4 separate regions of the Mus musculus genome follow, and all the other regions are linked to region 4. A link is a loop called in an ENCODE intact Hi-C map of the cell type or tissue named here. Cell type or tissue: left cerebral cortex. All regions are shown on one strand. Links, peaks and the distances in the headings refer to the core of each region. The heading gives the core; the rest is flanking DNA. Region 1 overlaps Armc10 (armadillo repeat containing 10). Region 2 holds the start of Pmpcb (peptidase (mitochondrial processing) beta). Region 3 holds the start of Dnajc2 (DnaJ heat shock protein family (Hsp40) member C2). Region 4 overlaps Orc5 (origin recognition complex, subunit 5).

Region 1 (5,919 bases), core at 325-5,324, 860 kb before region 4:
ATGTTCTTTATGGCTTGCTTCCCCTGACTTGCTCAGCCTGCTCTCTTATAGAACCAAGATTACCAGCCCAGAGATGGTCCCACCCACAAGGGGCCTTTTCCCCTTGATCACTAATTGAGAAAATGCCTTACAGTTGGATCTCATGGAGGCATTTCCTCAACTGAAGCTCCTTTCTTTGTGATAACTCCAGCTGTGTCAAGTTGACACAAAACTAGCCAGTACACCCACTGAGCCTCTTACCAGCCCTGTTTTACTTATTTTTTTTAAAGGTTTTATTCTTTTATTTTTTATTGGTGTGTAAGTGTTTATGGTAGATGTGTGTGTGTGTGTGTGTGTGTGTGTGTGTGTTTGTTTATGGTGAATGTGTGTGTGTGTATGGTAGGGGTGTGTGTGTGTGTGTATGTTTATGGTGTATGTGTGTGTTATGGTGGATGTGTGTGTATATGTTTATATGGTGTGTGTATGTGTGTGTGTGTGTGTGTGTGTGTGTGTGTGTGTATGTATGTTTATTCTGTGTGTGTGTTTATGGTAGATGTGTGGTATAAAGCATATGTGTAAGTTAGAGGACAACTTTGTGGTATCAGTTTTCTCTTACAGCCTGTGCATGGATTTGGAGGATGAAACTCTTGGGCTGGCCTCAGTCTTACCGCGTAGCAGAGGCTGACCGTGGGCTTCTTATCCTCCCGATACTTCAGAGTGCTGGGGTCATGGGCGTGCACTGCCTTGCCTGGTTTTATATTGTCCTGAAGAAGGAACAATTCCACAGCTGTGCTATGTCCCCAGCCCTCCATTACCCTCTTCACAAAATGGTTTGACTCAGCCATTATCTGTTGAAATCTTCCTGCACCGCAGCCGTGTGGTGTGAAGTGAAGGGAATCAGATGCAGGAAGGCTTCATTTGTCCAGTTGTACAAATGGAGGAGGCAGCAGACATGATGCTGGCCGCTAAGACCTCAGGAGACATCAGAAAGTCTGAATAAATCTCTCGTGTTAAAGTCCATTCTCATTGCTATGTTTTTAAAGCACACGGTAGTATGTAGATTGGCCAGTTGTAATGGTAGACTTGTGTTCTAGCAGACAGTTGAAAGCAAAATGCATGGGTGTTTGAATGCACGGGATGTGGTTTTATTTTTAAATTTTATTCATTATTTGCATATATGATGGGAAAGGGTGTGTGCCACAGTGTGTTCATGGAAATCAGAGGACAACTTTGTTTGTTTAAGATTTATTTGTTTATATGGGTGTGTTTTGTTGATACATATATTGCATGGTAGAAGAGGGCATCAGTTCCCATTAGAGATGTTTGTGAGCCATCTCTCCAGCTGGGGACTTGAACTGTGTCTGGTTGCTGGGTTTTACTACAAGGGCTTTTCCTTCTGAGTCCTCTAGCTAGCCCCAAGTCGAATTGTCTTTTTTCTTTCCTTTCTTCCTTCCTTCCTTCCTTCCTGCCTGCCTGCCTGCCTGCCTGCCTGCCTTCCTTCCTTCCTTCCTTCCTTCCTCTCTTTCTTTTTTTATTATTATTTTTGAGACCGCACTGTGTGTCCTGGGCTGGTCTTGAACTCTCGACTCTCCTGTTTCAGCCTCCCAGGTGCTGAGATGTGTAGGTAGGTACCACTGTTGGCTGCATTAGTATTTAGGAAGGACTATTATGATGATGTGCCCCAAGTGTCTGCCATCATCTGAGTACTTCTGGGGTTATCAGGACGTAACTGTATAAGGAAGTGCCTCACTGTGGTCCAGTGCTTCTGAGGTGTTGGCACATGGGTTTTCTACATTTCCTGTAGCCCAGCTTGTTTGGATCTGGTCTAAGGCATACCCAGGCATTCAAAATGAAACATAAGCATTAGGCCAGCTCCAGCTCCAGGCTATTTCCAGCCTTCCTCATCGCTCATCCCAGTGGAAGATGACTTAGCGTTTTAGGACCCAAGAAGATGCTTTGCCTCTGCGCTGTAATGTTACTCTGCGCTGTAATGTAATGTGCTGTATGCAAAGCCTCTCCCTTTACTGTCTCTGCAGCTGCTTTCCCGGAGCCCAGGAAGAACTCTAGTCAGTTCAGAGGCAAGCAGGGGTATTTGGATCTGTAGATATGTGTCTCGTCTGGCTGATGAAGTCTACAACATTTTAATAGATGGCTCGTGTCATTTTGTTGTATTCTTCTATACAGCATTGCCTAGCATTTTTCAACTTTTGATGGGAACCTGGCCACCTGCTATGGCATTGTTTCCCCGTAGAATCTGAGAGTAAAGTTCTGACTTGCAAATGAACTTTTCCATAGTCGTCCATTTGTCTGTGCCCATCGTGCATGTTCCTCGGGATGCCCCAGAGTGACTTTTAAAGGTCTTGTTTCACTTGTGGTGGTGAACTCGCCGCGCTCTAACCATCTGTGCTTGCACCACTGACTCAACAAATACAAAATCCTGGGAAGTGTTTGCTCTCTGCAGTGAGAGCCAACCGCATAAATGGCCTGGGTCACCACAAGGTGGCGCCTGTGGCAAGAAAGGGGAAAACCAGAACTTAGTGTTTCAAAGGGAACTGTAGCCCATAAATGTGTTTAGCCTGTAGAGGATAGCAATCTCAGACACTAGCCAGCTGTCGCCCTTCCTGTCTCTGGTTGATTGTGAGCAGGCCATCTCCTAGGTTCAAAGCTGTCTGTTTCTTACACAGCTCTTGCTCCTGTTCTTCTGCTCCAGGCTTCATCGACTTTACAGGCAGGCACTTTGTTTCTTAGACTGGCACTAGTGTTGCTGACAGCATCATGCCAGCTGAGATGTCCCAGTCGCTCTTGGGAGGGCACCAAAGGGTCAGAAGTCACTCTGGCTGTCCTAAGAGTTCATAATTTCCCTAGAAGCATCTGCCTGAACAACCCAATCCTGCATAAACAGGTTGGCAGGACCCCCACTCTGGGGCAGGATCAGCAGGACCCCCACTCTCGGGCAGGGTGGGCCTCTAGCATCAGCAGGACCCCCACTCTGGGACAGGCTGGGCCTCTAGCATCAGGCTTTTGTTTTTACCTTGTTCTCTTCTGCACTGCTTGACGTTTTACCATGACCATGTGTCCATTTTACTAAACTTAGAAGATGGTAAAAAATGAGACTAACCAAAGCTTTACATCTTCACTTTAATAATTAAGTTTTCGTGTGACCAAAGGAGTTGGAGGCATACAGTATGATGTAATAGTCTAGATCCAAGGTAGACCCTGGTAGGGTGGTGCCCTGGTAGGGTGGTAGGGGACCCTAGGTTTGATCCCCATCACCCTCTCCTCCAAAGTTCTATGGTCGGTATCTATTGCCTGTTTAATTTGTTATAAAAATGTACATTCTGGGTCCTTCCTGGGTCTAGTGAGAAGTGGTGGTGGTGTTTCTTCTTGGCTTTTGTCCCCTCTTTCTTCTCCCTTTAATTGCATGTCTTGTAATTTAATATGTAGGTTAATGTTTTACAAAGCGACATCTTGGGGCTGGAGAGGTGGCTCAGCACTTAAGAGCATGTGTTGCAAAGGACTCAGGCCTAGTTCCAAGCAACCACATAACCATTGGTAACTCCAGTTCCAGGGGTTCCAGTGTCCGCTTCTCACGTCTGCAGGCACTCACACACATGGTGCACATACATATATACACTCAAAAAGATTCAATGAGCGGTTTCTATTGTTTCCGAGACCAGATTCTCCTCTCCTACACTCATAATGAACAGATTTATAGCGGGAAAGGTGATTCTATGTGTGAAGCGTTTGTCACGCAGACATGAGATCAAGAGTTCAAATACCCTGGAAATGGGGTGCAGGTGGCCTGCCTGTAACCCCAGCACAGGGGTTGTGAGATGGGGGTCCCTAAAACAAGGTGGCCAGACTGAATTGGTGAATTCTGGGTTCAACTGAGGACCGTGCTTCAGTGACGAGTAGGCAAGGAGACTTTGGCCTCCCCATGCACATACATGTAAGCATGTATACACACATATACAAACAGGGAAAAGGATGACTTAACATATACCATGCTGACAGTACAGAGAAGACATTTGCTTAGTTCTTGTTGTCTCCCCAACGGTTGAACCAGACAAGTGAGGTTTTAGATGGGCACTGGTAATGACGGCCTCTCTGACAGTGGTGCCGAGCAGAGACTTCATGGAGGAGACGGAGCTAGGTCCCGAGGTGCAGACAGGAGTCACGGGGAAGTGGGGTAAGAGGATGGCACCCTAGGGAGGAGGTCACGCTTACTGACCCAGTAAACCCAGTGTTCTGTTGGCAGGTCCAGGTTTTGAAGCTGCTTTTGAATTTGTCTGAGAATCCAGCCATGACAGAAGGACTACTGAGTGTCCAAGTAAGTAGATTACCTACCCGGTTCATTAGTGCACACATACAGAGATTTTGACAAATAGATCTGCAAAGGTATGCCCAAAAACATTCACAGGAATTATTTCTGAAGATGAGTATTAAGCATATTTTGTTTTTTAAAACTTCTCTGTGGCACCAGCAGACTTTCCATCTCTGGCCACTTTGCAGTATTTTTCTGTCACTGCATTTTAAAGTTTGTTTTTTTTGTGCATGTGTACCTCAGCATTTGCTGAAACAACTGTACTGAGTGAGTCCCCTGTGTGGGCTCGGTCCTGAGCATTCAGCCAGCACCAGCAAGTTCTTAGTGTTCCCATGGAACTTAGGAGAAGCAACCATGTAACAAATTAGCAAGACTGTTGAAAACATGTAACAAACCATTGAAACAGTCCCTGTGCTCTGAAGAAGGCCAGGCGGTGTGAGCCGTCTGCAGAAATCGAGCCATCTGCTCCGTCCTGTTACCAGAACTGTGTGTAAGAGCTAATGCTGATTGAACTAATGTGTTCTTACAAAAACTGGATAGATCCTAAAGGGGTTGGTTTCCCAAATGGCTACACTCTGGAGTTCCAAAGAAATCTTAGTTTTTCCCCTAACAAAACGTCATTTTCACTTGTAACATGGAATAAAAATGAAACATGTCCCTTACGCTTGCCTGGAGTCAGACTTTTACAGTGTTAACTAATGGATGCTGTTTTAAAATAGGACAGTGACGCTGTTTCCTCTTTCAGGTGGATTCTTCATTCCTTTCCCTTTATGACGGCCAAGTAGCAAATGAGATTCTTCTTCGGGCTCTTACACTGTTTCAGAATATAAACAACTGCCTCAAAGTGGAAGGCCGGTTAGCTAATCAGATTCCTTTTGCTAAAGGGTCATTGTTTTTTCTGTTATACGGAGAAGAATGTGCCCAGAAAATGAGAGCTTTAGCCTGTCATCATGATGTGGATGTGAAAGAGAAAGCTTTAGCAATAAAGCCGAAATTCTGATCGGTTGCTCCTATTTTTATCAAAGACTCAAACAGTAAGGCAGTCTTAAGTCAGCACACGGGAGCGTTTGCCTGCCTTTAAAAGGGGTCTTTCAGCCGATGGAGTTAAACAATAAAAGTGAGTGAGCAGCTCTAATCCAACACGATGTTCAAAATTTTAGATTTTGGAGTAGTTCAGATTTGGGGTTTGGGGATTGAGTAGAGTCTGGAACCTTCCGAGGATGTGGATCATTTACGGGGCAAACGTTTGGTTATGATCGTGGACAGACTGGCCATGCTCTTCAGGACTATTTGAAGGATTCTAGTGCTAGTGAATGAATATGAGGGGCTGTACTGAAGATACTTGCTGAGGTATTTAATGGTTTCCTGACACGAACTGAGTGGCCTGTCTCTGTACAATCCTAACTCCTGGGAGCATTTGCAGTTGCTCATGAGACAGCGTTAAGTGCTGAGTTGAAGTCTGTTACTGCCACAGCAAGGACCTTGTGCCTCAAACCAGTGAATACTGCAAGCTCGAGTCCACCACCAACCCTGCCATGCTGCTTGCAAGTCTGAGCTCATCGTGAGACACTGCCTGCAGCATTTCTGATCAGTAGGACTGTACTCCCATTTACATG
Region 2 (5,919 bases), core at 268-5,267, 780 kb before region 4:
AAACATATACCTTGTAAAGGCAATATGATGGAAACCACACAACCTTGTCAGTAGATGCAGAAATTCCTTCACGATCCTCCTAGGAACAGAAGGCGCATACTCCAACATAATAAAGACTATAATACAGTCAGTAAGCCTAGAGCTAACATTATACTAAACAGAGAAAAACTGAAAGCATTTCCCTTAAAATCAGAAACGGGGGGCAGGGCCATGGCTCCGTAGTGAACATATTTACTGTACAAATGGAGGGTGGGCAGGGAATCCTCAGAGCAAACCGGCTGGAGAGACGAGCCGTATCAGTGAGCTCAGGTTGAGTGAGAGATTCTGACTCCATGAACAAGGTAGGAGAGTGGTCAAGGATAACTCCCAGCGTTAGCTTGGGACCTTCTCATGTAACGTGCGCGCGCGCGCGCGCGCGTGCACACACACACCACACACACACACCAAACACACGCATTCACGGGTGGTCCTTCCCACCAAAAATATGCACGACACATACATTCAAAAATGGAAAAAGATTTTAAAAGTACAAATGACCAACAAATATTTGAACAAAAAAATGCTCACGACCCACGGCTTTCAGAGAAATGCAAATTCAAACTATGTTGAGATTCCATTTTTTCTAGTTTTTGTTTTGTTTTGTTTTTACTGTCACTGTGATAAAATAACCTGCAGTTCCAGAGGGCTTCCATCCATCCGTGATGGGGAAGGCAGGGCGACAGGAACAGGCGCTATCAAGCTGCATCACAGCTCAGAAACAGGGAGATCGGGAAGTGGGACCAGGCTATGAAACCTCCAGAGTCTGTGCCCAATGCCTTCTACTGTAAGGCTCTACTGCCTAAAGGTTCCACAACCTTCGCAAACAGCGCCGCCAGCTGGAGGGCAGTTGTCTAAACTTCTACACTTAGAATGGCTATCGATAAAATAGCAAGAAGTCAGAGTGGAAAGTCAGAGGCAGGAACCAAAGGTGACATGGAGTTCCTGGTTTGGACGTTTGACTGGTTGTCACCATTACAGCTACAAACTGACAATGAGGCGCCCAAGGGATTTTCCTGTCTTTTTGGCTTTTCGAGACAGGGTTTCTCTGTGTAGCCCTGGCTGTCCTGGAACTCACTTTGTAGACCAGGCTGGCCTTGAACTCTGAAATCCGCCTGCCTCTGCCTCCCGAGTGCTGGGATTAAAGGCGTGCGCCACCACGCCCGGCCCGGATTTTCCTGTCTTGTTGTTAAATGGTGAATAGTTAAAAGAGGAGGCTGGGTGGGAAAAGGATACCTGAACGATAATGTAAATTAGGTATTAGGCAACAAGGGGTCAAGTTAGACAGAACTCCAACTTCTAAAGTTACAGCGCACACTCTTTAGTGTTAAACAGCCTGTTAGGCAGCCAATACCTCAGTTCCCACTGTAAAATTAGCAAAGTAATAGTCGCTTCCTCACAGAAAAGAGCTTGCTAGGGGCTTGCAGGCAGCTCAGCGGGTAAAGTCACTTGCAGTGCAAGCCTGTCCACCTGAGTTCCACCCCCAGAATTCATGCAAAGGTAGAAGGGGCAACTGATTGCATAAAGTTGTCTTCTGACCTCCACAAGCTTGGAGTGGCATGCACCCACCCCCTCCCCATAATAAGTTAAATAAAAAGCTTTAATTTTAAAAAGTGCTTGCTATTTTCGTTAAGCCTCAAACCCTGGGACAATTGGCTAAAGTGGCTATTTGACAAATTTTAGTTTCATTAGAGTGTATGTGGATAAAGAGGCACCCAGGAACGGGTAAGAGCAGTTTGTTTTGGCAGAGCCCTAAGACGTGGAAGTAAATAACATTAAATCATGGTAACAGAATGTAAGATTATGTTTGTAAAGCGTCTGTCTTTTAGTAGCAATCTCGGCAAAGGTATTCCTATGGAATAGAATAAGCAACGCTATAAACATTAGAACAACGAAGACCAACATGATAGATCCTTCAATGTGTCTGTCCCTCCCGCACTGGATCTCTCTGATTAACTCCAACCGCCTGGGGATACATGTTCCGTTCACTTTGTCCCTTGTGTGTCTTGCACATCATTTCTACAGACCTGATTATTTGGAGCGAACTGGGGAGGGAGTCAAAGGGTGAAGGGATTGAGGGTTCTAAGCCCAGACACAGAATCAAAGGAATTTCAGAGACTGCAATTCCTGCTGCCGCCACAGGGTGGAGCCAGCCTCTAGTTCTGGGGCCTGGAGTCATGACCCGGAAGTACATCTCCACTTTCTCCACCGCAGAGATGGCGGCGGCCGCTCTATCCCGGACGCTGTTGCCAGAGGCCCGGCGGCGCCTGTGGGGATTTACACGAAGGCTTCCGCTTCGCCGCGCCGCTGCTCAGGTGAGTCTCGCTCCGCCGTGCCCCGGCGGCTCCCGGTGTGCTTTGGGCCGGGCCTCCGGATCCGCTATCCCGGGGCGCTGCGGCCGGGCGCAGAGGGGGCGGGGCGGCTGCTCCCCCTCCACGCCACCCGCGGGAGGTAAGAAAAGGAGCCGTGGACCCCCAAACCAGACAGCGCCATCCTCAGCCCATGGACACCCAAACCAGACAGCGTCAACCTCAGTTCATCCGAGTTTTATCCCAGCGTTTTCCTTATTTGAGAGTTGTCTTGCTCCAAAGGGATCTCTCTCTCTCTCTGTGTGTGTGTGTGTCTGTCTGTCTGTCTGTTAGTTTGCTATTACCAATGTTATTGTATGTCGGGCTGTTCTCTCTCGAGAAAAGGAAACTAGGACAAGCGCTTTATGAATTTGAAGTTGGGTTTGCTTTTGGTTTTGATATTTTGAGACATCGTTGTTACACAGGGTTTCTCTGTGTAACATCTCTGGCTGTCCTGGATCTTGCCCTGTAGATCGGGCTGGCCTCAGATCCGCCTGCCCCTACACAGTAGGGCACAGTCAGGTCATGGTGTATTATTTGATCAGGGAGCAGAAAGCCTTTGGGTCACAGAAGCAGGACAGTGCGGGCTCGTACACATTTCTTAAGTACCTGTGGCTGTGGCTGTGAAGAAACCACGACCATGGCAACTCTTATAAAGGAAGACACATTAGCTGGGGCTGCTTACAGTTCAGAGGTTTCGTCCATCATCATCAGAGCAGGAAGCATGGCAGAGTGCTGGCAGACGTGGTGGAGAAGGAGCCAAGAGTTCTACATCTGGGTTGGCAAGAGATAGACACAGACAGACAGACAGACAGATAATGGACCTGGCTTGAGCATTTTAAACCCTATAACCCACCCCAGTGGCACACTTCCTCCAACCTTCTAGTAGTCTCTCTCTCTGATGACTAAGTGTTCAAATCTGTGAGCCTCTGTGGTCCATTCCTATTCAAACCACCACTGTGTCTGGCGGTTAGGTCAGTCTCAGGTTTTTGGGTCAGGGTTTAGGAAATACGTTTTTCTCATTTCAATATGAAAACATGAAAAAGCTGCTGAAGCGTCTGTAGTCAAACCAGTTGGCCCGAGAGCCTCTGAAGCATCTGTCCTGTTTCTGTCTGTCCTTTGTGAACAGGAGCATCCCGTCTGTCTCACTTCTACACAGTCAGTTTTGTATTGTTATTTCAGTTTCTTGACTTTTTGTCCTTAGTGAATATGAAGCATCTGTAGGAGAGGTAGCTGAATCAGGGTGCTTGTTGAAGGGTAATGTGCTAACTGCTCCCGTTCTTGGAGAGAAAGGCATGTTCTCTCAAGTGTTGCCTGTTTGACAGAGCGGTTGGTTAAGGAACATTTCCTAGGCTACTGCTAGAGCCCAGTGGAACCAGAACTGGGACCTCATTCTCCGCGCTTTCTGCCAATGACACACACACACAGACACACATAGCAGATTACATCCACCCCGGGCTAGGAAAGTGGTTTTGGAATGAGTCTGTTTGAGGTTGTTTTGTTTGACACTGAACACCAGGACAGTAATGTTTTCTCTCTTTCCCTCCTCCTCCCGTCAGCCGTTGTACTTTGGAGGGGACCGACTAAGAAGCACACAGGCTGCCCCACAGGTTGTGCTGAATGTCCCCGAGACACAAGTGACATGTTTGGAAAATGGACTCAGAGTAGCTTCTGAAAACTCTGGGCTCTCAACGTGCACAGTAAGTCACTGCTACAGTCTTTTTTGTTTGTTTGTTTGTTTGTTTTGTTTTTTCAAGACAGGGTTTCTCTGTGTAGCCCTGGCTGTCCTGGAACTCACTCTGTAGACCAGGCTGGCCTCAAACTCAGAAATCCGCCTGCCTCTGCCTCCTGAGTGCTGGGACTAGAGGCGTGCGCCACCACTGCCCGGCTGGCTGCTACAGTCTTTAGTCGGCACCTTGTCTGGGAGGGAGCAGCCACAGCTGCAGCTCTCTGGTTGGCTGGGTTCTCCGAGCTTGAACCTTCCCTTCCAGGTGCACTTTGGTACCGAGTGCTTATGTCCTTCTCTCACTGCTGACATCTGCCTCTGACGGTCATGAGCCTGGCCACTTTCCCACGGCCGTCAGCAACACAAGCTCAGGGAGAGTCACGTGGCTATCTGAGGTTATAAAGCTTATGCTTGTATCTGAGCCTGACTTTCTGACAGTCCCTGATGTCTATTCCACAGTTATTAATTAGATGTGCTAAATGAGCTATGTTAAGAATTTGACTCTGATACTTGTTTTTGTTGTTGTTTTGTTTTGTTTTTTCAAGACAGGGTTTATTTGTATAGCCCTGGACTAGACTGGCCTCGAACTCTGAGGTTCTTGGATTAAAGGCATATAACACCACCACCTGGCTGAGTCTGATATTTGTAACAGCCTGCTGGAAATTAAGTTTCAGGTTATAGGAATGAACTGTCATTTCATTGTAGTCAAAGAGACATGGTCAGATTGGAAAACATTTTCCAGAAAAAGGAATGAGATGACCTTGTGTGTCCAGAAACTGAATTTTGTTTTTTTTATGGGACTGTGCATGTGAGTACAGGTACCCAGGAAGGGCGAAGGCAGTCGCAGACACTGAGGAGAGAGCTCACATGGCTGTGAGCTGCCTAACATGGTGCTGGGAACTAGCTCAGTTCCTTTGTAAGAACAGCGAGGGCTCTTAACTGTTGAGCCGGCCGCCATGTCTCCAAATGTGGGGGTTTGTCTGATTTGCTTGGTTTTCCTTCAGGTTGGGCTGTGGATCGATGCGGGAAGTCGCTATGAGAATGAGAAGAACAACGGCACCGCCCACTTCCTGGAGCACATGGCCTTCAAGGCAAGTCGCTGGCTGCTCCCCACTGGTCTCTAGGAGAGGGCGGGCGGGTGTCATCACAGACACTGTACCAGAGGGACAAGAGCTGCTTCATAACATGCCCCATGCCGGTTTTATTTCCTCGGTGTTGTATTTCAAATAATTAATGATAATTACTTTTTGACATTGAAGGATGGGTTCTCTTTTGGGATATACACAAGCCATTTTTAATGGGTATTTTTTGAAACCAAGTATACTTTACAAACTTCTCTTTGCATGACTGACACTGGGTTCTGTTCAGAATACTTCTTATCTGATACGTTTAGACTATATGAAGGGTAAAGGGAGAGTATCCTAACTGTGCTTTCTCCTTTATTTCAAGGGCACTAAAAAGAGGTCCCAGTTAGACCTTGAACTTGAGATTGAGAATATGGGCGCTCATCTTAACGCCTATACCTCCAGAGAGCAGACTGTCTACTACGCCAAAGCATTCTCGAGAGATTTGCCCAGAGGTACTATCTGTGCTGCCGGAAGTGTGATTCTCCTAGGGCTTCACGTCTAATGCAGCGCTGTGGGTTTGTGTAGCTATTGTGAAACTGATGGAGATGTAAAAGCAAAACAGCAGAAGCCCCAGAGGGGCGCCTGTTTTCATCTCCCTCCAAGTGCAGGTTGGAGACTTGTACTAAAGGGATTCGTACACCTGATTTAAATAGAGTTCTGCCTCAGTCTTAATCACTTTTAT
Region 3 (5,891 bases), core at 892-5,891, 730 kb before region 4:
AAACGGAAGTGCAGCATCCGTAGCAGAATCCAGAGCTTCTGTACAGAATGGCTCTGTGTAAATGAGTAGGCGAGTGGTGATGCAGCATGCCTTAAGTCCCAGCACTTGGGAGGCAGAGGCCCAAATATTTCTATGAGTTCAAGGCTAGTCTTGTCTACAGATCCAAGTTCCAGGACAGCTAGGGCTACACCAAGAAACCCCATATCAAAAGAACAAAACAAAACCAAAACCAACCAACCAACCAACAAGAAAAAGAATGTAAGTCATTGTGCAGTCATGTAAGTTAGGCGCCAGTCGTGGATGACAATACAGCCTTCTTGATATTTTATGCACATGAGTCCAAAAGACTCTTAATGAGCCACAGACCAATGTCCAACCAACTATAAGACAACTTTACTAATATTTCGACCCAAAACTCCCTGCAACGTTCCTTAGTCTGCATCCTAGCCCTGGCTACCATTAGTCTACTCCTCCAACCCTGGCTACACATCTCCATCAACAGGCTCTGCCTGTGCAGAACATTACTCAGTTTCCACATTGCCAACAGAATGGTTCTTTTCAACCTTAGAGACATGTGAGCTTGTGTGTGTGTGCACGTGGAGGCCAGACCACACGCTCAAGTGTTATTCCTCATGCAGTCAAGCGTTTCCCTCCTCCAGTCAGTCTCTCACTTGCCTGGGGTCCACCTTGCATCTGGACTAGCTCATCAGTAAGCACACACAGCCGTCTCTTCCACCGCAGTGCTGGGATTACATAACGTGCTTTGCTCAGAACCTCAAGTCTTCTGATTCTTCCTGTCCCCTTTGCTCCCCTACCAAATCCCCAGACTTTCTAAACTGGGTTCTGGGGCTGAACTTACACAGTCTTACACGTACTCCAGTGACTTATCTCCCTGAGGCTAGCCTGGGAAACGCTGATGACTTAATGTCTTCAAGGATATTAATTCATTCCTAAATATAGCTTTAAAAATATAGCATAAACATCTAGACTAGGTTTTTCTGGGCCTACTTTTCCACAGCCTTGATCCCCCATGTGTGGTCAGACATTCTTCACTCCTGTGTCTCTGGTATTCTGTCTTCTACCCAGAATGCCTTTTTTCCCTTCTCTACTTCATTAACTGCCACTCCTGTTTTAAAGATCTGCTGGAGTTTGTTGTCTGCTTTTTAAAAGATAGGGCTTTATGTAGCCCAGGCTAGTCTCTAACTGCTGTGTAGTCAAGGCCTTTGAACTTCTAACTTTCCCATCTCCATTTCTCAAGTCCTCCGTTTATAGGTGCACATCACCATTCCCAGAGACATTACTTTTCGCTGTGAAGGCTTGCTTGACAGCTATGGCTGAAACAGCATACTATGGGCTTAGCAATTAAGAGCTTACTTATGACTATCATGTTGAACTGCCTTAAAATACAGGGTACTAATGGGAAACTAGGAATGCAGCCTAAGTTTGATGCTCTGAATGAGCGAAAGCTCTGCATAGCAAATACCTTCCAATCTTTGGGATCAAGTGTTTTCAGCATGGGGAATTCTTCTAACTGTAACTCTTCATCTTCTGATTCCTCTGACAACTCTTTCTTATCTTCCAGTTCCTGAAAAGATGTAGAAGCATTTCTGTTTCTCCTCTTAACAAAAGCTTCAAACCATCTTCCCACAGGTTCAACTTGACAGACTGAAGAGGCTGTGAGGGAGAACAGTAAGACTTAATTTATTGCATGGAACACATCTATTTCAAGGCCACACAGTTTCTTAGGGAGAGCAGAACAATGATGTCAGAATATAATTTTAAAACCACCAACTATAAAAATCCCAGTTGCACCCTGGGTAACAAATTATCATTGGTAACATCTTTTTATTCCAGCAGTCTCTTCCAGTTGATGTGCCACTAAGGTTGATGAGGTGAGCTCAATGCCCAGAACCCATATGAAGGTAGGAGAGACCTGACTCCATGGACTTTTCTTCTGATCTCTGCACACATGCTGTGTGGCACTCAAAAACACTTGATCAGTTATTTTTTTTAAGCATAAGAAAATAATTTCAGCAGCTAATCAATATTTTCCTGATGATGTGAGAAGGGAAGGCAAGAAACGAGTAATAGTAATAAAAAAAATGATAAAAAGCTACCAAAAAACAAAGACTGCACACTCATGCGATCTTAATTATTAACAGATTAGCTATTAAAATGGTTAATAATTCTAAGGATTCTCTAACAATAATCTGTTGAAATAGACAATTTTCCAAGCCAATGCTGAGAACTCATTACCGTTTCTATGTCTTAATAACACAGGCTGGATGTAAACCCAGAATTTCAGGGCTTTAATCTAGAACTGTAAATTTCTTGAAACAGATTGAATCATTTCAGGATGGAAACAATACCTATCTCACCCAGTTCCTAGAATATTCGAATGCAGTTTTAAAGCTTTAAACTGTTGTAGAGAAAGTAACATGGAATAAATAACTGTAGATATGTATAACAGAAATTAAAAAATGGTAATCTGTGTCAGGAAAAAAGATCATAATTTTAATTTCTTAAGAAATCAAAGGGCAATTTTCTGGTGCACAATTTGTGGGCATCATTTTCTAAGACCCTTTCTTTTTCACGTTTTAACTGGCTTATGATATTAAGATTTCCTCCACCTAACACAGGAGAGGAGTCAAACGCGAAAATGAACCGGCTGAGTAGCGGGGGCGTGGCTTTCAAAACCGTGTCTTGGAAGCCTTTCCCTCACTACAGGATTACCGCGACACACAAACGCAACACGTGCCATGGGAAACATTTAAAAATTATATTCAACAAGTGCCCACGGTAAGCGGCTATGGGAATTAATGTAGATCATTAAAATGAGAGACCCGACACTTGAAATACTTTCTGGCGTGCAGGGCTATAAACCAAAACCCCTACAGCAGGAGGCTAAGTTGTGCTTTTAACCATCCTTGGTGTACGCCAAGCTGTCCAGGAGCATTCACAGGGGGCTTCCAACGGAATGAGGAAGTTCTGAGTTCCGACAAGCAAAATACACAGCCGGGAGCAAAGGTGGAGGCGAAGGGCTGAACAGCGTTTACAAGGCTTTGTATCTCTCCCGGCACGCGGGTGCGTGCAGCGGGGTCGCTCCGCCGTGGGCAGGGGGGGTGCCTTAGGGGGCCTTTCGGGGTACAGGAGGGCTCGGTCCTCAGCTGTTCAGCCCGCTCCGTGAGTCAGCAGCCTCACCAGGATGAAGGAACCACAGGTGCACAAGGAAGACGCCCCCACCCTCCTTTCCGAGAAACCGGGGACACTTCAAATTACAGCACTGAGCAGCAGGGGCTCGTCACAGTCCCCCGAGTCCCGGAGCAGATTGCCGGGGTCAAGGCTACCGAGCCAGGGGTTGCTAGGGACAGGGCTGGGGCAGGGGCGCCCGAGGCAGGGCGGAAACTGGGTTGGTGGGCACGTACCGGAGGTCAGAGCGTGGGTGATGGCGGTGCCCTGGCCCTCCGCGGCGCTCGGCAGGAGCAGCATGCTGGTTGGGGCTGGTCCCGCGGACGCCGCGGCTCACGGCCGGCAGGCAGGGCCCTCCGCGTCCGCACTACCTGTGGTCTGAGCCTCGCGCCTAGGCTTTACGCCCCGGAGCCGGCGCATGGAGACGACCAGTGAGCACTTCCGGGATGGGGCTCGCACGGCGCGGCCGCCAACCCCACCCCCACGGCCTCGCGCCAATGCGCGCGGCCGCCTACTTCCTCTGTGACTCTAAACCGACCGGAGACCAAGGAGCTCGAAGGAACAGTTCCTAGACGCATCAGTTCCTACGTGAAAAGGATTGTTTTGGTTTTTGTTTTGTTTTTTTGTTTGTTTTTTCACGTGAGAGCAAGACGGAGGAAATAATTTTGAAAAAGAACTTCACTCACTTTTGTCACCCAGGCCGGCCTCTAACTTGTGAATATCCTGTTTAAATCTCCCAAGTGCTGAGCTACCACCAATCTCTAGGTACCTCATAAAAGTGGAATCATATAACTATATATCATTGTATTGTTATATTAATAATGTTATATATTATAACATTGTCTCTATGTGAGCGGTGTATTCACTAGTATAATGGTCACAGAATTTATTTTTTTAAGGCCAAATAATACTATATTCCCATAACCACATTTTTGTTTACCCATCTTATGTATTTGGGTACTTGGGTTATTCTTCATTTGGCCTTTGCTAATGCAGCTATAAATAGGGCTGTACACGGATCTCTTTGAAATCCTATTTCCAACTTTTTGGCATTTGATATTTAGCAGTAGGATAACTAGTTTATATAGATTTTATTTTAGTTATTTTCAGTTTTTCGCAAGCACTGCAGTATTTTACACCAACAGTGTAAACAGCATCTATTTTTTTTTTCAACATCCGGTCAAACTTTCTTTTTAAACATAATAGTGATCCATGGGTCGGTCATGGTGGCGCACAGCCTTTGTCGCAGCAGATACCTCTAAGTTCTCAGACAGCCTGATCTGTTGCTAGATAGCCAGGACCACGCAGAGCCAGTCTTAAGAAGGAGAGAGAGAAAGAGAGAGGGGAAGGAGGAGGAGAAGGAGGAGGAGGAGGAGGAGGAGGAGGAGGAGGAGGAACCATCCTAAAGAGAATGACGTGCTTTTGATTTTAACATCCTTTCATGCGTCCGTTTATTGGCATTTGTGTATCTCCTCTAGAGAAATATGTCCAAATTCTTTACCTACTTTCCTTCCCTCTATCTTTTAATCTTCCCTCCTCCTTTCCTGTCATAACAACCAGATTCCTTTCTTGTTGTGGATCTTTGTATAACCTGGATACACACTCCCTAACAGAAATGCATTATCTTTATTCAATTTGTAGATCTAGCCACCAATTAACTGCGTCCAAACTGCCAGGCATTCTACAAGGCCTGCTCTGTAGCGCCTTTCCAGTCTTGCGAGGCAAACTATTTAGAGATGAAATAAACTACCCGCCTATGTGTATTATTTACTAGTGACTAAATCACGATTTTAGGTCATCAACTGAGCTAGGGCTAATCTTGGACGTTCCTATTCGGGTATCTAAAAAAGACTGGAGTTGTGAGGGAGCGGGGTGAACACGCGTTTCCTTCCACCAGACAACCCTTCCTCCCGTCAGCCGTGCGTGCAGTCCCCAGATGTCCAGGGAACCGGCGCCCGGGCGCGGAGCTACTTCCGGTGGGGAAGAGAAAGGGAAGACACCAGCGGAAGCGGGAAAGGTGCTGTGTAATCACCGAGACGCGGAGGCACTTGCGGCTTCTAAAATGCCGGATTACCTAGGTGCGGACCAGCGGAAAACCAAAGAGGAGGAGAAGGACGACAAGCCCATCCGAGGTGAGAGGACACGGGCCGGGAGCGGCCGGCGCTGGCACCGCAGAGGCGCAGGATTCCCGCCGCCTCGGTGCCCTGCCGGCCTTAGATCCGAGCGGTGACCGCTCTGGGCCGCAGCCCCGTCTGTCTGTCTGTCTGCCTCACGTCCGCCCCCTCGAATATTTTACCAGGCGCTGAGGTTCTGTATCTCCTGAAGTCTTGCAGGTCTTCAAAAAGTGGCCAGCCAGGTGGGCTGTGAATTCTACCTCCCGGCCCTGTTCCCTCCTTCCCAGTTGTAGCAGCTTGGCTACAGATTGTCACTGTGTAGCGACAATCCTGAAACACGATGGTACAAGAGAGATAGAAGAGATAAACTCTCATCTTGACCCCATGATTCCAGCCACGAAGTGAATTGCCATTTTACTCTTTTTTTTCTAGATATTTTTAACAAGACTCGAGTGTGTCTGTCATAATGTGTCTTGCTGTATATCAGCATCTTGAATTTAGAGATTTCGTGATAGCAAGTGCTGTTCCCTCCATGTGCTTATTGTCCTATGTTGTGGTAGTACAATAACATTTAATTATTGGTGGAGA
Region 4 (5,919 bases), core at 559-5,558:
GTATCTAAATGTCAACTGACTGCATTGCCTTTCCTTTCCGCACAGTTACTGTTTAAGTCGGCTCAAGCTTTCCAGTCACGCTCCACCCTTCACCTTAGCTGCCACATCTTTCCTACAATGCAGAAGTAACCCTTTTCTGCTTTTAGTCTCTCATGAGCCTCTCCAGCCTCCCACACGCTCCTTTACAGCCTTTTAATACTATTTTTATGTATCCTCCCCTTCACTCTCCCTCTTGCCCAATTAAATTGCAAACTCCCAAAGGAAAAGTTTAAAAAACGTATCCTTGTTTAGTTCTCAAAAAGGTAATTGGGGGAATCTAAGAATTATAGTCACATACACTGTTAACGCTGCTTCTTTTCTGCTAGGAAGTCCTCTTTCTTCTCTTCTAGCTAAGCTGACTTTGTTTAAAGGTAACAGTAGCACCTGACGTCCATTTCAGTTACTGTAGTAGCAGAAACAAATAAAAACCATGCATGTTGTATAGAGAAAGTTGCTAGCAGTAATAAAGGCTGGACATGTGCTACAAACGTAGGAATCCAGAACTCAGAAGTTTGGAGATGCCAGTACCATGAGATGACCACCAAGAGCAGCAGCAGCAGTGGAGTACAGGCATCTGGAGCCTAGAGGATGACGCGTGTGCTACAAAGGGCATGGCTGGAGAAGTGACCCAAGCCCTTGGAGGAGCCCAGAAGATCGTAAGTTGGATCCCAGACATTGGACGGTTGGAGCTTGACTTTTGCTTTTGATTGTGGCTGTGCCCTGATATTTTCCCTCTTGAAGGAAGAAACTGTTTTAGTGGAGCCCACAGTTAAGAGACTTTTAATTGTAAAAAGACTTTGGATTTTAAAAGAGATGGATATTTTAAAGAAATTGAAATTTTAAGAATATGTAAAGACTGTGGGACTTCTAAAGTTATTTAGGTCTAATCCTTAAGCCTAGGTATATTTAACCTCTTGGTTTTTCCTATATTTTATATCCTAATAATTAGAATGACCAAGTTCCAAAAAGATTTTATAAACAAATATATATGCATATTCATTTATATGCTTTCACTATCCGAAACACTATAAATACTAAATGTTAATAAGAAGAGGTAACAAAAGATGAACAACTTCCACTGCCACAAGTTACCAGATAAAGACACACTCTGAGCCAAGCTGTTCCTAACTATGTTAGTACCAGTGATGTACACACAAGGATCGGCGACACTGGTTATACTGTTCATTAGAGTCAAGACCCAGAACTTGGTAAATCTCTACATCAGAAACCTCTCACTGTATGTAACTTTTATTTTTCCTTAGAGAGTAAAACTGCTGAGTCTATTTCTAAACAAATAAGATGCCCTGGTAACTCGAGGCACAGTATACAAGGCACAAGGTGTGCTGTGTGGCAGGGTGACACCTGGAACAGCAATAGTAGCAGAAGTGTTGCAATGACGGCTACACAGACACTATTACCACACAGCCACATCCAATGCCACCCAAGCTCCTAGAACAGCAGCCACGGACAAGTGTTTCCTTGCTTAGTCCCCTAACTTTGGTCCTCCCTCCGACCTCTGCCCTTCTCTGAACTGTATCTAAATGTCAACTGACTGCATTGCCTTTCCTTTCCGCACAGTTACTGTTTAAGTCGGCTCAAGCTTTCCAGTCACGCTCCACCCTTCACCTTAGCTGCCACATCTTTCCTACAATGCAGAAGTAACCCTTTTCTGCTTTTAGTCTCTCATGAGCCTCTCCAGCCTCCCACACGCTCCTTTACAGCCTTTTAATACTATTTTTATGTATCCTCCCCTTCACTCTCCCTCTTGCCCAATTAAATTGCAAACTCCCAAAGGAAAAGTTTAAAAAACGTATCCTTGTTTAGTTCTCAAAAAGGTAATTGGGGGAATCTAAGAATTATAGTCACATACACTGTTAACGCTGCTTCTTTTCTGCTAGGAAGTCCTCTTTCTTCTCTTCTAGCTAAGCTGACTTTGTTTAAAGGTAACAGTAGCACCTGACGTCCATTTCAGTTACTGTAGTAGCAGAAACAAATAAAAACCATGCATGTTGTATAGAGAAAGTTGCTAGCAGTAATAAAGGCTGGACATGTGCTACAAACGTAGGAATCCAGAACTCAGAAGGGAAAGGCAGAAGGATGGTAAATATAGTAGGGGCAACATGACAAAACCCTTTGTCAACAAAAGAATCAAGCGGGAAGGTACTAATGACGTCTATGCTTGAGTAAATAAGGACCAGAGCTTCAGAAACCGCAAGTTTAAAAAAAAAAAAGCACAGAAAAAACCTTTTAACACAGATTAAAGATGAATTAAGTTCTTAAAACTTTCAGCACCTGCTAATTGTTTATACAGCCTAACAACTGACTAGAATACCTTCCTTCAACTTCAGACTCTGTACACACTAACTTTCTATAGATGTTCATATAAAGTCTTATGTTATAAAGACAATGATCTAGATCCGATGTCAACAATGTTGAGACTACAATCTATTTTTGGTACTTTAAGTCTTTAATAATTAAAAGCTACTATCACATGTTGTAAAATCTGACATCTATCCTGAGATCAAATTTATAGTGAAATAATTATTATGTAAGTTTAACTACTTACATATTACCAGCCATAAAAAAAATCCCTTCATACAAACTGCTTAGTGCATCTGACTTGACTGTATTCTAAGAGAAGTCATTTACATCAATTTGCCTTTTTTACTCATAATACTCACCAAGTCTTTCTGAGACATTTAAGAAATCTAGCATGACTAAACTTACAGAATTTTCTTTAAAAGTGAATGAACTACTTAAAAACAAAATCCCGCCAGGCAGTGGTGGCGCATGCCTTTAATCCCAGCACTTGGGAGGCAGAGGCAAGAGGATTTCTGAGTTCGAGGACAGCCTGGTCTACAGAGTGAGTTCCAGGACAGCTAGGGCTACACAGAGAAACTCTGTCTCGAAAAACAAAACAAAACAAAAAAATCCCCAAACCAAAATACTCATTTTCTATTTCTGAGCTTATGCTGCCATCTAGTGAAATGCTGAGAATTTAGCTATTCTGCTGCAAAACAGACCAAATAACAGTAATAGCATACCAACCGTTAGAGTATATTTATGAGAAATAAAGACATTATAGATCATTTTCCAACACATTTAAAAGATGCTTCCATTAAATTATGCTTATATATTTTAATTCATTAATTTAATCATCAAGCTACTTGTTTAATCAGCAATAATTTTAAAAATTACTGAAAAAAAATGAATCAGAAACATTAAATTAATTTTTTATCATTTATAAATTCTGTGATGAGTCCCAAAGAGCCTGTGTCTGGAATTGTTAATAGAGCTGCCCCTCAGCACGTCCCGAGGATGCAGGACCCCATACATGCCAAGGTGAGAATGCACAAGCATATATAAGACAGCATATGTTTACATACAATGAACAGCATCTTCAATATACTTTAAATCATCCATCACTTATAAAACATAACTTAACGTAAGTGCTGTATAAACAGTTGTTACATTATATTCACATTTGTATTAAATAACAACAAGAAATGGCCTGTATATGCTCAGCATAGAAGAGAGTCACTGTCTTTTTTTTCTCACTATAGTTGGTTGAATGCATGAATTCCAAACCTAGCTCTAAAAAGGGCCAACTGTACTTACTAAAACCAATATTCATTGTATAGTTAAAATATTAACATTTGTTGAGCAAAAATCTCTATGTAGACTTCCATACTACCTGAAGAACTGACTGGGGATGGTAGGGAAGAAGCCAGCATGAGGCCTACCTGGGAGAAGATATTTGCTGTTGGAGCCACTCTGCTGTCCACTATACTATACAATATTGCTAATAATCTGTCCAGTGGAAAGGGCTTTGGTCCAAGAAGATGATTGCTTGTCTGTAGAGAAAAGAGAACATAAGACTTTTTGGCATGCTTATTAGCATCCATTAATTAGACCTAACAATGGGTTTCATGATAATATTCTGCTACACATAGATAATGCAGTTGATCCCATTCACACACACCATTTGCACTCTCTTACTGCCCCCCCCCCCACTCCTACAGACCCTCTTCTTCCTGTCTAGTCTTCCTTTATGTCCATAATTGTGTTAGCCCAATGAGCTTCATTTCAGGGTTGTTGGAGCATGGCCAGCCGCTGAAGAAATCTCTCTCCCTCGTCAGGAAGGGCAGTCAAGCACCCCTGCCAATTCCCTGCTGCAGGCCTACCTTGTGCAGATAATGCCACCTTTTATAAATGACCTTAAATTTCCCTTGTACCAATAAACATGAAAAAACTCAGCTATTTGCAGTCTTGACACTGTTATCCTGTTGCACACATTCCCAAATGATTTTTCAAGGTAATGTATAACCAAAACTAAGACTTTAAAAAAAAAAATGTATGTGTATGTGAGTGCCTGAAAAGTATGGGTGTGCACTGGGGCATGCTGGGGGGTGCAGAGGGTGATGGGGTGGAAGAGTTCCTGAAACTGGAGTTCCACGGCTGGGATCACTATGGGGAGCACCAGATGCTCTTCACAGCTGAGCATCTCTCTAGCTCCCACACCGGGTTCTTAATTGCTGGACTAGAACACATTACTTATTTCCCACCTCTTCAGACCAATTCTTGGAAAAAGTTCAATATAGTTTTGAAAAGACAGAGAACTAAAAATACCATTTTAATTTAGCAAAGTAATAAAGTTGTATAATTCATAAATAAGCTGTTAGCATAAAATAATTTTATAAAAACTCTAAAGACAGAAAATGTTCATAGTTTTAGATATTCATATGGTACAATCACATGTCATTAGAGAAATTACAGCACTGGAATTCCATTCTTAGCAGATAACTTTAAAAGCAGGTTAAAAATATAAGGACTTCCTATTAACAGTAGAAAATAAATTAGGAAAGTATATCCCTAAGAGTAAATACATATTTAAAAGAATAATGTAACAAAAAAAGCCCAAAACCCAATTAAAGTACACAAAAGCAGTGTTAACTTCACTTATTTACAGAGTTCAGAGATTATTTTCCTGTTCTTAAATTTTGCATGCTCTTTCTAACAAATACTTCAAACATTGAGAAAAGCAGAGGCTTAATACAACAAATACTAATGTACTCACTACCCAATTTTATCAAATTCAAATATTATACAATACATACAGAGAAATAAAATCTTAGACCGTGTTACTGATTAGTTGGAGTCCACTGAACCCTTTCCTACCTCACAACAGTGCTGCTCATGTACTAGAGACGTGAGCACCATACGACCTGAGTTCCTTGTAAGTTGTACCATTTTGGATGCAGCTTTATACCACACTGCCTTTTCCCTTTAACACTACGTTTTCTTAGATTTGCCTATATTTTATATATTTTACAGCACTAAAGTGGAAATTTCTGGTTTCTTTGGAGACTCGGTTGAGTCATGTGATATTTTTCTGGAAACTGTCTTATGAGATGATGGTTTTGTTGAAGCAGACACATGAGAGGATATTTTGCTGAGAAAAGATGTGTTTTTCTGGAAGCAGCCTGGAAAAAGGGCATGTGATGTTTTGCTAGAGCAGACACTTGAGAGAACAGGTAATGTTTGGAAAAAGGATAAATGTAACCCAACAGACAGTGGACAACACTGTGTGGTATTGGTTTGCCTGGCCTTCTTTGCTGATCATTTTTTGTTATGACTTCATAGAGAAAAACACACCAAAGAAGTTCTGGTGGTGTCTGGAGACATCTTGCCACTTCCAAGGACTCGGGCAGATTGGCAGAGCCTTATTGTTTCTCTGGATAGAATTAGCATTGCTGATCTGTGAATGGCATTTGCAAGGAGACTGAACGACTGCTGCTAATTAACATTAACGTGAACTGAACTGCTGCTATCCTGACAGTGAGGAATGGATTCATCCCAAAGAAGTATTTCTAAACAGGG

The links. Peaks named below come from ENCODE experiments on the same cell type or tissue, not always from the same donor. Only the 100,000 strongest peaks of a DNase experiment are listed, where the experiment ranks them.
Region 1: a loop joins it to region 4, with 5 times the contacts of the local background. A loop is called at or near these places in 6 of 42 quality-filtered maps.
Region 2: a loop joins it to region 4, with 3 times the contacts of the local background. A loop is called at or near these places in 3 of 42 quality-filtered maps.
Region 3: a loop joins it to region 4, with 3 times the contacts of the local background. A loop is called at or near these places in 8 of 42 quality-filtered maps.

Annotation. Positions count from the first base shown.
Region 1 is chr5:21,656,316-21,662,234 of GRCm38, forward strand. Armc10 (armadillo repeat containing 10) reads left to right here. Exons shown (of 6, transcript NM_026034.5): 5 at 4,238-4,309; 6 at 5,049-5,919. The coding sequence ends at 5,303. Among named protein-coding and RNA genes, the nearest start is that of Armc10, 13 kb to the left of the region's middle. In left cerebral cortex, for the core only: a CTCF peak has its summit at 2,476 (motif pointing right); DNase peaks (open chromatin) are centred at 1,880, 2,474, 4,767 and 5,040; H3K27ac peaks cover 1,329 bases.
Region 2 is chr5:21,734,926-21,740,844 of GRCm38, forward strand. Pmpcb (peptidase (mitochondrial processing) beta) reads left to right here and starts at 2,235. Exons shown (of 13, transcript NM_028431.2): 1 at 2,235-2,351; 2 at 3,944-4,084; 3 at 5,115-5,201; 4 at 5,560-5,689. The coding sequence starts at 2,253. In left cerebral cortex, for the core only: CTCF peaks have their summits at 867 and 2,177 (motif pointing right); DNase peaks (open chromatin) are centred at 860 and 2,202; H3K4me3 peaks cover 2,009 bases; H3K27ac peaks cover 720 bases.
Region 3 is chr5:21,781,564-21,787,454 of GRCm38, forward strand. It overlaps Dnajc2 (DnaJ heat shock protein family (Hsp40) member C2), which reads right to left and starts at 3,602. Exons shown (of 17, transcript NM_009584.4): 1 at 3,426-3,602; 2 at 1,484-1,674. The coding sequence starts at 3,489. Psmc2 (proteasome (prosome, macropain) 26S subunit, ATPase 2) reads left to right here and starts at 5,184. Exons shown (of 12, transcript NM_001368661.1): 1 at 5,184-5,321. The coding sequence starts at 5,252. In left cerebral cortex, for the core only: no CTCF peak of the experiment used is centred there; DNase peaks (open chromatin) are centred at 2,776, 3,675 and 5,160; H3K4me3 peaks cover 3,158 bases; H3K27ac peaks cover 2,268 bases.
Region 4 is chr5:22,512,922-22,518,840 of GRCm38, forward strand. Orc5 (origin recognition complex, subunit 5) reads right to left here. Exons shown (of 14, transcript NM_011959.3): 12 at 3,783-3,893. Among named protein-coding and RNA genes, the nearest start is that of Gm22887, 19 kb to the right of the region's middle. In left cerebral cortex, for the core only: a CTCF peak has its summit at 3,040 (motif pointing left); a DNase peak (open chromatin) is centred at 2,984.